Linked DNA regions of Homo sapiens: region 1 is linked to region 2. A link is a contact called in ENCODE Hi-C or POLR2A ChIA-PET data. All regions are on one chromosome and are shown on one strand. The core of a region is the stretch at or near the end of the contact, and the rest is flanking DNA. Distances in the headings are between cores, read along the strand shown. Region 1 overlaps MITF (melanocyte inducing transcription factor). Region 2 has its middle 49 kb from the start of MITF.

Evidence for each region. A loop is a pair of places that touch in the nucleus more often than their neighbours do. ChIA-PET counts read pairs that join two places held with the same protein, here RNA polymerase II (POLR2A). Pooled maps may share reads with other maps.
Region 1: a map of Caco-2 shows a loop between it and region 2 (29-fold over the local background). The contact joins two enhancer-like sites. A Hi-C loop is called at or near these places in 93 of 168 maps with a recorded cell type or tissue (A673, Caco-2, Calu3 and 49 more), 4 of 37 single-sample maps with no recorded cell type and 38 of 50 pooled maps. POLR2A ChIA-PET finds 5 or more read pairs at or near these places in 3 of 52 experiments (AG04450, BJ and MCF 10A).

The regions. Positions count from the first base shown.
Region 1 is chr3:69,787,373-69,793,299 of GRCh38, reverse strand. The region is part of intron 1 of MITF (melanocyte inducing transcription factor); the gene reads right to left. Among named protein-coding and RNA genes, the nearest start is that of MITF, 51 kb to the right of the region's middle. Within about 2 kb of position 2,044, at least 12 of the 41 ENCODE cell types and tissues checked have a DNase peak (open chromatin) inside an H3K27ac peak, as active enhancers do.
Region 2 is chr3:69,687,290-69,693,341 of GRCh38, reverse strand. No RefSeq gene overlaps it. Among named protein-coding and RNA genes, the nearest start is that of MITF, 49 kb to the left of the region's middle. Within about 2 kb of position 2,086, at least 2 of the 41 ENCODE cell types and tissues checked have a DNase peak (open chromatin) inside an H3K27ac peak, as active enhancers do.

The DNA of each region.
Region 1 (5,927 bases), core at 795-3,294, 100 kb before region 2:
TTACGCCTGTAATCCCAACACTTTGGGAGGCCGAAGCAGGCAGACTGCTTGAGCCTAGTAGTTCAAGACCAGCCTGGGCAACATGGCGAAACCCCATCTCTACAAAAAATACAAAAAAATTAGCCAGGTGTGGTGGCAAGCGCCTATAGTTCCAGCTACTCAGGAGGCTGAAGTGGGAAGATCACTTCGGCCCAGGAAATCGAGGTTGCCCAGGAACGGTGATTGCACCACTGTACTTCAGCATGGGTGGCAGAGGGAGACCCTGTTTAAAAAAAAAAAAAAAAAAAAAAAAAAAAAAAAAGCTAAAGACTTTAGCCCATAAAACAAGAAAAAATTTAAAGTAATAAAGCAAATGAAACATTTAGAAACCCTTTAATTTTCCTCTTCAAATATTATACAGGGTAAAGCTTTAAAAATATGTATGTGTAATTAAAATATGCAATGCTATCTTTTTAGTGGAGGAGAGGAAATTTTTAGTGGGGCAGAGGAATCAATCAATAAGGAATTTTATGAATAAATTGTGATAAAACTATACTATTAAAAAAATTAGCCATTAAAAGTAGCGATTTTGAGCTAAATGTACTGATTTGGAGAGATGCCAATAAAATAATGCCAGGGAAGTCAAGTTACAAGATTCTGTACCCAGAACGAGTCCACTTTTGTAAAAATTAGAAAAACAAATTTCTCTAGATACATATCTTATTTGCATGGGTTGGGGAAGGATTGTTGATATAAACCAAACTCTTAATATTGATTTCTTTAGAAGAGTAGGATTAGGGATGGTGAGTAGGGAAATTAACCACATTTTATCTATACACTATCGTTATTCTTTTGGAATTTAAAAAAAAAATCATATAATGAAAGCTTGAGCTTAAGAAGGGAGGGAAGGAAAAAGCAAGGAGATGAGAGAGGAAAGAAAAAAAGGGCATCACTGTAACAGCACATAGGAAAACTTGAATCTGTTGTTCCTATTTTTACCAGTGAGTGCTGCTGTTGACCAATTTAATGGATAAAAGCAGTGAAATAAAATTGAAGAAAGCAACTCCAAACATCTGGCCCTTTGCTCACTATCAGACCCTTTCAGCTAGCAACACAGTTTAGTTCAGTTGGCTTTGTTTTGTTTCGTTTCTCTGATCCACTACTCATCTTTGAAAATTCTGCATCAGATAGTGATGGAATCAACTAGTCATATCTCTTTTCAAAAACAGAGGCAGCAACTGTGCTAGATGACAGCTTCACTTCTGGCAAGTACAGATGAGGATTCAGCACATCCGTCTCTACTTCAAGGAGCAACTCTCAGGGCACAGCAACTTAATTATCCAAGTCTCATTCCCAGAAAGTTCCCCGAATACCTCTGCTCCACCAGTCTTGGAAACTAAGGCCTCCTCTACTGTTGTTCACTATTATTCAAAGCATGAAACTGCATTTTCCAAGTTCTACTGCACCAATGAAATAGACCCAGCATGAAACATATAGGCAGTTCTAATAATGCCTCTTGCATACACACTTAAATGCACACACAGGGATGTCATGCAGTGCATAGCTTTGAAAAACGCACAACTGCTGCATTCCAGTATTTTGCCTCTACTTGCCATTAGATGCCACCAGCCCTATCTTGAAAAACAACAGAATAATAAGATTTAAAAGAGAAAAAACTGTGCCAGTTTGAACTTTCAAATACCCAAGGTTTTTATATTTTGCATAAGTAGCCATTCTTCTTAACTTGCCATGAAGAGGTCTTGAGCCTCTTGGGTCTCTAGATTCCTTTCTATTGACAGGCATTTTCTTACAACTTGCACATAAAGAATTGCAAAACATGGTTGTTTTTGCTTGCAAAATAATGATTTGTTACCATACTATTAATCCAGTACTAGTAAAATGAACTCAGGAACATGTATTTGTCTTTTCTCTGTTATGACACTCAAACCACCACCACCACCACCACGCTGTTAAGAAGAAAACAACTTGGAGAGCTCTTCAGCGATCATGGAGTTTTCTTTCATCCCAGACTTGAATCACAGTTGCGGAGGCCGGATTTCACAATCCCCCTCAGGGACTGCAAGTGCTGGCGCCAATCACAGCATTTCCCTGATTAGCAAACTGGCTTTAGACCCTTCAAAAACTTTCACATTTGAAATTTAACACATCTATATTTAGAACATGACTTGCAGGACATTTGCTGTACGCAAAATGGCAAAAGAAAAAAGGGCATTGGGACTATATTTGTTCATATAGAAATACAGAGATGATAACTCTAGGACCTCAAACAGAAGCAGAAACCTAGAAATTAGTGTCTCTAAAAAGAAGTTAGTGTGGGAGCTCGCAGAGCATCCACCATCTACGGTCTATTATTATTGGATGCATTTGGAATTAAGAAGTTTAATATCTTAAACCTACAAATACTGTGGCCAGGAAGTTAGTATATCTGCACGAGGACTTGGGTCTTGTATAAGAAATTCGAGAGTGAGAGAAATGAATCTGAATTTCATGCCTAGGACTGAAAGTGGGGTGCTGCTCCTCAGCTACAGCCATTTGTTGATTGGACAGACTAGGGACTTGGAATTTCCAGATTCTCCAGTTTTCCAAGAGAAGCGAGATATAGGGGTTTTGATGTGAAAGTTCCTAATTTTTAAAAAATATTGACCACTATTTCACATTTGTCAAAAACTGATTGTCCATGGGCCACATTCAGCCTGTGGCCTTGGGGTTTGCAACTTCAAGTAAGATGTTGAAATACTCAATGAAGTAGTAAAATTAGTGCCAGGTGATAAATGTGAAATTTTTAAAATTGTGGTAAAAAACAAATAAACAAACATGTTACATAAAATTTACCATTTTAACCATTTCTAAATATACAGTTCATTGATGTTAATTACATTCACATTGTTGTGCAAGAGATCTCCAGAACTTTTTCATCTCGCAAAACTGAAGCTCTATACCCATTAAATACCAACTCCCCTTTTCCCACTACCCCCTCCCCCTAGCAACCACCATTGTACTTTCTGTCTCTATGAGTTTGACTCCTCTACATACCTCATGTAAGTGGATTCATACAGTATTTACCTTCTTGTCACTGGCTTACTTAACTTACTATAAGTGGATTCATACAGTATTTACCTTCTTGTCACTGGCTTACTTAACTTACTATAATGTCCTAAAGATTCATCTATGTTGTAGCATGGCATATGACAGGATTTCCTCCCTTTTTAAGGCTGAATAATACTCCATTGTATGTATGCAGCACATTCTGTTTATCCATTCACCTGCTGATGGACATTTGGGTTGCTTCCACTCTTGGCTATTGTGACTAGCACTGCTATGAACATGGATGTGCAATTATCTATAGGACCCTGCTTTCAATTCTTTTGGATATATATATATATATACATGCACACAAAACTGGGATTACTGGATCACATGAGAGGTTTGTTTGTTTGTTTTTCTGAGACACAGTCTCACTCTGTTGCCCAGGCTGCAGTGCAGTGGTGCGATCTCCATTCATTGCAGCCTCTGCCTCCTGGGTTCAAGCAATTCGCACGCCTCAGCCTCCCAAGTATGTGGGACTACAGGTGTGTGCCACCACGCCCAGCTAAATTTTTTATTTTTAGTAGAGATAGGGTTTTGCCATGCTGCCCAGGGTTGTCTCGAACTCCTGGCCTCAAGTGATCCACCTGAGTTGGCCTCCCAAAGTGCTGGGATTACTATTTTTAATTTTTTATGAACCTCTATGCTCCTTTCCGTAGCAGCTGTATCATTTTACAATCCCACCAACAGTGCACAAGAGTTCCACTTTCTTTACATTCTCAACAAGAGTCATTATTTTTCTTTAATAGTAGCCATCCTAATGAGTATGAGGTGATACTTCTCTGTGGTTCCGATTTGCATTTCTTAGATGATGAGTGACATTGAGCACTTTTTCACGTGCTTGTTGGTCATCTGTATACCACTTCTGGAGAAATGTCTCTTAAAGTCCTTTGCCAATTATTTAATCAGGTTATTTTATTTTTTGTGATTGAGTTGTGGGAGTTCTTTATGCATTCTGGATATTAACCAATTATTAGATATATGATTTGCAAATACTTTTTACCATTCTGCAGTTTGTCTCTGCAGTCTGATGATTGTGTCATTTGATGCACAAAAGATTTTAAGTTTAATGGAGTAGCATTCATCTGTTTTCTTTTTTTTTCTAGCACCTAGAAGACTGTCCTATGTCAATTTTTTATTTTGTTGCCTGTGCTTTTGGTGTTACATACAATAAATCATTGCTAAGTTCAATATCACTATGTTTTTTCCATACATCTTCTTCTAGGAGTTTTATAGTTTTGGGTCTTACATTTAGGTCTTGAATCCATCTTGAGTTAATATTTGTACTTTGTGTAAGATAAGGGTCCAACTTCATTCCATTGCATCTATCTAGTTTTCCCAACCCCATTTGATGAAGAGACTGTCCTTACTTCATTGAATCATCTTGGCACCCTTGTCAAAGATCATTTGACCGTATATGCAAGGGTTCACTTCTGAGCTCTCTATTCTATTACATTGGTCTATTTGTGTGTCTTTATGTCAATACCACACTGTTGTGATTATTGTAGTTTTGTAATGTGTTTTGAAACCAGAAAGTGTGAGTCCTTCAAATTTGTTCTTCTTTCTCAAAATTGCTTTGGCTCTTCAGGTAAATGCAAATTTTTGGTGAAAGACTTCTGGGTCAAGTTTTTCCAAGGTCCAAGATGTTAAGGGTTCTCTTTCAATCTTCTACCACTAGTAGTATACAGAAGCACTAACTGCAGAAGAATTTACAGACATAATGCAACTTTCCAGAAATTTTAAACTTAGCATTAGGTATATAGCATACTCAAAGTATCGTGGCTTCTCTGAGAGAGAAAATAGTGGTTATCACAAGGACAAAAAACCAAACACCGCATGTTCTCACTCATAGGTGGGAATTGAACAATGAGAACACATGGACACAGGAAGGGGAACATCACACACCAGGGACTGTTGTGGGGTCGGGGGAGGGGGGAGGGATAGCATCAGGAGATATACCTAATGCTAAATGACAAGTTAATGGGTGCAGCACACCAACATGGCACATGTATACATATGTAACAAACCTGCATATTGTGCACATGTACCCTAAAACTTAAAGTATAATAATTAAAAAAAAAAAGAAAAAGAAAATAGTGGTTAAGAAGACAGGTCCCAGAATGAAAGAGATCTGGGCTCAAGTTTTGGCTCCACCACTGCCTGTCTATGCAGCCTTGTGAACCTTATTTAACCTCAGTTTTCTCATCTTCAAAACAGAGATAATGACAGCATCTCCTTCACAGGGTTGCTGTGATGAATAAACAGAACAATGCAAATAAAGCACTTAGCACAGCGCTTACCCAGCACACAGTCAGCACTCAGTAACTTCTGGCTACCACCACCATTCTTGTTATTTATGCCTTTCAATAATAACTATTTTATTTTTATCAGTGGTGTAATTTTTGTAGGATAAAATGTAATGTTGGACACGTAGGAGATCCATGTGAAAACAGGAATCTTTTATGTATTAAAACATGAGGCTCAATGTCAGAAATAAGGAGCAGTCATACTGAGATCAAGAAGAGAAAAAAAGAAAAAAAGTGAGGGTAATTTATACTGCCCTAATGAAACCTCACACTGACTCATCCAAAAGGCATTTGGAATAGAAAACCACGGCCAGATACAGATTCAACTTAATGCTTTACAAATTCAAAAACCAAACACCAAGACTTTTCAAAAAGTGGAAAGAAAGAGAATCCTTCAATTTGGTCTAGTCTAGCCTGTACTACTAAGAAACAGAGAGGAACTTGGAACAAGATCCTTTACAAGTTAAACCTTGATCTAGTCGTTTATTCATTAAAAAGCCAGTTTCACACATAACTGCTAACATGAGAATACAAGAA
Region 2 (6,052 bases), core at 837-3,336:
ATCCAATCCGAGAAGGACTAAAATAATAAACAGAAAAATTGAATCTCTAGGAAACATTTAGAGAATCATTCAAGGAATGGAATAGAAGATTAACACATTTTAATAAAGAGCTTGGTAACACCGCATGTATGAAACAAGAAATTAATGCACCAAAAGGACCAACCAGACCGTATTGGATACAACTAACACAACTAACGTATAGCCTCAGATTCTTTGGGCCTCACCAATCTCAGAAACACACAGTAGATGTGTGGCCACAGCCCCCGCCTAACATTGCAGCAACTTCTTATGCTGTAAGACACTTTTACCACCTGAGGCCAACCAGTCACACACCCATTGTTTCTGGCTCCTTCCACTGCTCTGGAAATGGTGTGGGTTCTGGCTTCCTAAGAGGTTGCCAAAGGGATGAGATTATGACATAATTAACATTGGGGATGATTTAACTCCCAGTTGGGGAAACTGACTGGTGAGTGGTCAGGAGAAAGCTGAACAACAGGAGGTGGCATAAATGTAAGTGCATTAATTTCATCTATTTGTTTTTTTAAAAAGCTAACTGGCATGTTCTAAGTTTTATATATCAAAAATAGGGATTTATATAGACTCTTCAATGCCCCAAAATTAATCAGTAGAAAAAACATTAAAAATAGAGTTAACAAAAATCGGAGGTTGTTGGGTAATAACAAGCCAGCAAGGAGTGAGTAGTTGTGTTTCAAAATTGAGAAATCAAGAACAAAAAGCATAAATATATTGTTTAAAGTTATAGTAGCTATTGCCAGAAAAAATATGCTATAAGAAATTATTTCTAGGTAGTGAGATTGAAAGAGATGTAATTTTCATATTATACTACACTATTTTTAAAAAATTCACAATGTTCAACTGTTACATTGATATAGCTTCAGATACAGATAATTACTTTTTTAATTTGGGAAGAATACATATAGACTCTCACGTTGGCGGGGGTTAACATTAGGGAAAGAGATTTTTGACTTTGTTTTATTTCCCTTAACATAATTTTGTATTGTTTGAATATTTATAATGATGACATCTTACATTGACAAATGAAGTGATTTTGGGAGAGACATTGATATAGCAATGTATACAATGCCTGCCATGCAGTGAGCACACAGTCAGTGACTTCTTTTCCTCATCTGAAGCAGTTCAGCACTGTGATTGAGGATTGAATGACATGGCGTATGTGAAGCATTTAGCACAGCACTTGGTATTGCTCAATGAAACTGGTTATTACTATCACCCTGTTGTTGCTGATCTTCAAGCTTCTAGCTTTCAAATTCACTGAACCGAATCCAATCTGAAACAACTAGGTTTCACAAACCCATCTAAAAAGATTCCTTTCTTCTATCAACTTAGCATCCAAAGATTTTCCAAAGACTTTATGGCTAATCCTGGTTCCCACATTCTCTCGCGATGTGCTTCTGAGCCTCTGAATTCTCATCTGAGAAATGGTGACATTATAACAAGATCAAGCCCAGAAATTATAAGAAGTTTACAGAAGGCCGGGCGCGGTGGCTCACGCCTGTAATCCCAGCACTTTGGGAGGCCGAGGCGGGCGGATCACGAGGTCAGGAGATCGAGACCATCCCGGCTAAAACGGTGAAACCCCGTCTCTAATAAAAATACAAAAAAAAAAAAAATTAGCCGGGCGTAGTGGCGGGCGCCTGTAGTCCCAGCTACTTGGGAGGCTGAGGCAGGAGAATGGCGTGAACCCGGGAGGCGGAGCTTGCAGTGAGCCGAGATCCCGCCACTGCACTCCAGCCTGGGCGACAGAGCGAGACTCCGTCTCAAAAAAAAAAAAAAAAAAAAAAGAAGGTTACAGAAGATATTGCGTTTAACATATGGCATATAGTATTAAATCCTCAATATGTGAAAGCAAGTGTTGCTGTCATGGTTACAAAGAGCCATGCAGCCACGTCTAGCTAACATCTTGAAATCAGGAAAGGGAAAGTGCCTTTACAAACAGTCCAAAGACAGATTCCTTAGACCCTCCTCTGTAATTGGAAGCAAAAGCCGTCACCTTGGAAATCCCTCAAGGCTGCAGTCATCACTAGGACATGCTGCCTCCCTGTGGAATTTCACAGACACAGTCATGAGACAGGCAAAGCTTCCAGCTCAGAATGTGGATGCCAAAAGCCAGAATCAGAAACATTCCCCAGGCTTTCTAATTGTTTTGTTCATGTATTATCCATATTCGAGCCACAACTGTCACGTTTTCAATGAGTCGTAGTCAGCCTACCCTATTTATAACAGCAATTCACAACCTACCCATTCCCATTCCCCTTTATGTCACGCTAGTTTTTCCCCTTTTCATTGCATTTATCGCCTTTTAACACACTGTATCACTTATTTATTCTTATTGTTTATTTTCTGTCTTTCTTTGTTACTTCACAGGAGCAGAAATGATTTTTTTAGTCTGCTTTGATCTCAAGTGACTATAACAGTGCCTGACGCATAGAAGGAACTCAGTATTTCTTGAATGAATGAATGAATGCTTTCTCCTATACCATGATATGAAATCGTTGGAAACCTTAAAGAGATTTTTTTATTGTGCTGAATGTATGCATGGAAGACCACAGGCCATGTTGTTCTTTTCTGACACAATTCAAATACTAGAATGGGTATCATTTCAACAACCTGATCCCTGGTTCCTGTACAGAAGTCTCAAGCACCCAACCAAACATTTCCTTCTGTACTTGATCAGCAAAGAAATGCAGTGGCGTATACACAACGTCAGTTTTCACTTTCCCAGGTAGATTCTCTGTGTATGTCTGTGTGTGTGTGTGTGTGTGCATGTATGTGACCCACTCAAGATTTTGAAGATGAATAAAATGTGGAAGGAAGAACTAATTTCTTCTCTGATGATTAGAGGGTAAAAGAGGGAAGAACAAATTTGATGAATCTTCAAGTCCTTTATCTTATATTTTTAGCCCATGTGAAAACCATTTTAAACCAGGGATTTAAAAAGCCTGGTCTGAAATGGAATGGGTATATCTGAGTGAGAACTGAATCATTTTCTGGTCTAACATAGCCAATTGGAGCATGCCTGTAATGTGAGGCTCTGAAGTCAGAGCTGAGTTCAAATTCCACCTTTGAAACCTCAGACCAGTCATTTTAATTCCCCTGAGCCTCTTCATCCTCACTGAGAATTAAATGGGATAACAAATTTGTAATACAATCATTTGGTGTTCCCCAGACCCTAAAATTCAGTTTTTTGAGTCTCTTTACCTTATAGAAAATTCTGGCTCAAGTTCACCCTCCCCTCTATACATGAAACCCAGGGATCCCTCGGTATTTTTAGTGGGGGAGTTGCTTTTCTTCCAGTAGCTTCTCTGATTTCCTGTTTCTTCTGTATCTTTTTCTGCCCCATGTTGAAGGAAATGTGGAGAATTTCATTATCCATCCCTATCAAGAGTTGGTTAACACAAGACAATTGTGTGGCCCATGCCCAAAACTGGTTAGGGGCAGCAGAGGGTAATTATCTCCCAGCACAATACATCAATCAAGCCAACCTCCCTGCTATGGTTTGAACATCTGCCCCTCCAAACCTCATGTGAGAATTTGATCCCCAGTGGTGGAGTTGGAGCCTGGTGGAAGGTGTTTGGGTCATGGGGGCAGATATCTCATGCATAGGCTAATGTCCTCCTTCAGGAGGGGGAAGGTGTGAGTGAGTTCTCACTCTGTTAGTTCCCGTGATTGCTGGTTATTAAAAAGAGCCTGTCACCTTCTCCCATCTCTGCTTTGCTTCCTCTCTGGCCATGTGATGTGATCTCCGCACACCCAGCTCTCCTTTGCCTTCTGCCATAAGTGGAAGCAGACTGAGGTCCTCACCAGATGCAGACACTGGCACCATGCTTCTTGTGCAGCCTGCAGGACTGTGAGCCAAATAAAGTTCTTTTCTTTATAAATTACCCAGTCTCAGGTATTCCTTTATGGCAACACAAAGAGAGTAAGACACTACCTGTACTTAAAGGCTCATTCGGTATTTCCCTGTGGAAATTTGTCACTGGACATGTCACCCCTGGGGTCTTTCCCTTGCTGCATTCCCAGACCTTGCTAACTTTTTCTTTCCTATAGTCACCTATAACCTCTTCCTAAACATTTGTGTTTTTAGCTCTTCAGCTCCCACCTTAACACTGCACCTACCTCTTTATCTCCAAAGGCTCATTAAGGGGCTCTGTTCTAGAAGAAACCATCTAACCCAGGACCTTTGTCCTCTGGCACGGCAAAGCAGCCACAGAGCCTATGACATCCCGTCTGTTATTTAATATGATTAGAATCTCAGACCTGGTTGGCTATTCCCTTTACTCTCTGTATGAAGAAGGAAGAGGTAGATTTATTTGTCCTTCCACAGATATAACTCACACCAGCACGATTAGAAGAAAAGTTGGCTAGGCATGGTGGCTCACACCTGTAATCCCAGCACTTTGGGAGTCTGAGGGTGGTGGATTACTTGAGGCCAGGAGTTCAAGACCAGCCTGGACAACATGGTGAAATCCTGTCTGTATTAAAACGTACAAAAATTAGACAGGTGTGGTGGAGCAGCCTGTAATTTTAGCTACTCAGAGTCTGAGGTACAAGAATCACTTGGACCTGGGAGGCAGAGGTTGCAGTGAGCTGAGATCACACCACTGTTCTGTAGCCTGGGAGACAGAGCAAAGCTCTGTCAAGAAGAAGAAGAAGAGGAAGAAGAAGGATGAGAAGGAGGAGGAGGAAGAGGGGGAGGGGGAGGGGGAGGAGAAGCTTTTTTTGTTACATTAGACTTGTATTAACTTTTTTTCCTTTGCACATTGTCTGGCACATAGTTCCTTCTCAATAAACTTATTACACGTTCTTCTTTGGGTAAGGTATTCACAGTCCTAAGAATAGAGGCAAAAAGCAAAACCATGTAGGGTCCTTACATAAGACAGAGTAAACAAATGGTGTCTTAGTTGGGTTTCCCCAAAGCAGAGCTTAAGATAAGGACTTGGGTGCAGATGGTTTATCTGAGACCCAGGAAGCAGAAGGAGGTAGTGGAGAGGAATAAGACAAGGAAAGGGATAAAAGCCAGTAACACGTATAGAATAAGCCAGTTACTGCTCTAGGCAACTGGGGCTTAATCATATAAGGGAACCTCAGAAGGGCCTTTTGTATTGACTTCTGACTTGCATAGGTTGTGTTTGCCTCTGGAGTATATGAACCCCCTCCCACCCCACACTTCCATGTTTGTCCTGCTGGAAATGGAGTGACTTCTGCAGTTTTAGAGAAAGCCCTAAAACAGAGAGCAGAGCCATTCAGGCACTTGAACATCAGAGACTGTCCACCACAGCTGCCACTGAGCACAGGGTGGGCTGCAGGGAGACAGAATAGCCTAGGTTAGCATCCACACTGAGGGCAAAGGCAAAAGCGTTGAATCTTAGTCGCGACTTGGCTACCAAATATTGTTTGAGTTTGAGTAAGGACTTAAGTCCTCTGTGCCTATAACCGTTTATTCCCTATTCTGGTAATGAGGAACAAGCAACGTTTATTATGAGCACACACTATGTGCTAAACCATCTTCTGGGAATTCCCAGGGGTTATCTCTGTCTTCATGAATACCTAGAGAAATGTTATTTTTCTCCACCTACAGACAGGAAAACTAGGATAAAAAGATATATGCCCAAGGTCATTCAGCCACCAAGGAAAAAAATAAGCCTTGAATCCATGCCTTTAAAACCTTTACTCCTCCATCACACAAGATGGGATGGGGAAAGAAATCATAATCCAATAATAAAGGCCAATACTCCTTGCAGAACACTGCCATGCAGAGAAAGCAAGAGTCCTTTCAAAATGGTTAAAGAGTTTTGCTGTACTCAGTAAAGTCCCTTCCTTCCTTCCTCCCTTCCTCATTAAGATGAACTGCTCAGGGCTGCAGTTCATCTTAGCTACTGCAACACCTGCAGCCAAGGAGCAGGTGGTATTTACTCTAGGCCCACACGGACCGGAAGCCTCTACACTGCAGGACGCCCAGGCAGGGCCTGGCAGGCAGATGGACTGAGAATTGGGAGTCAGGGAGACTGGG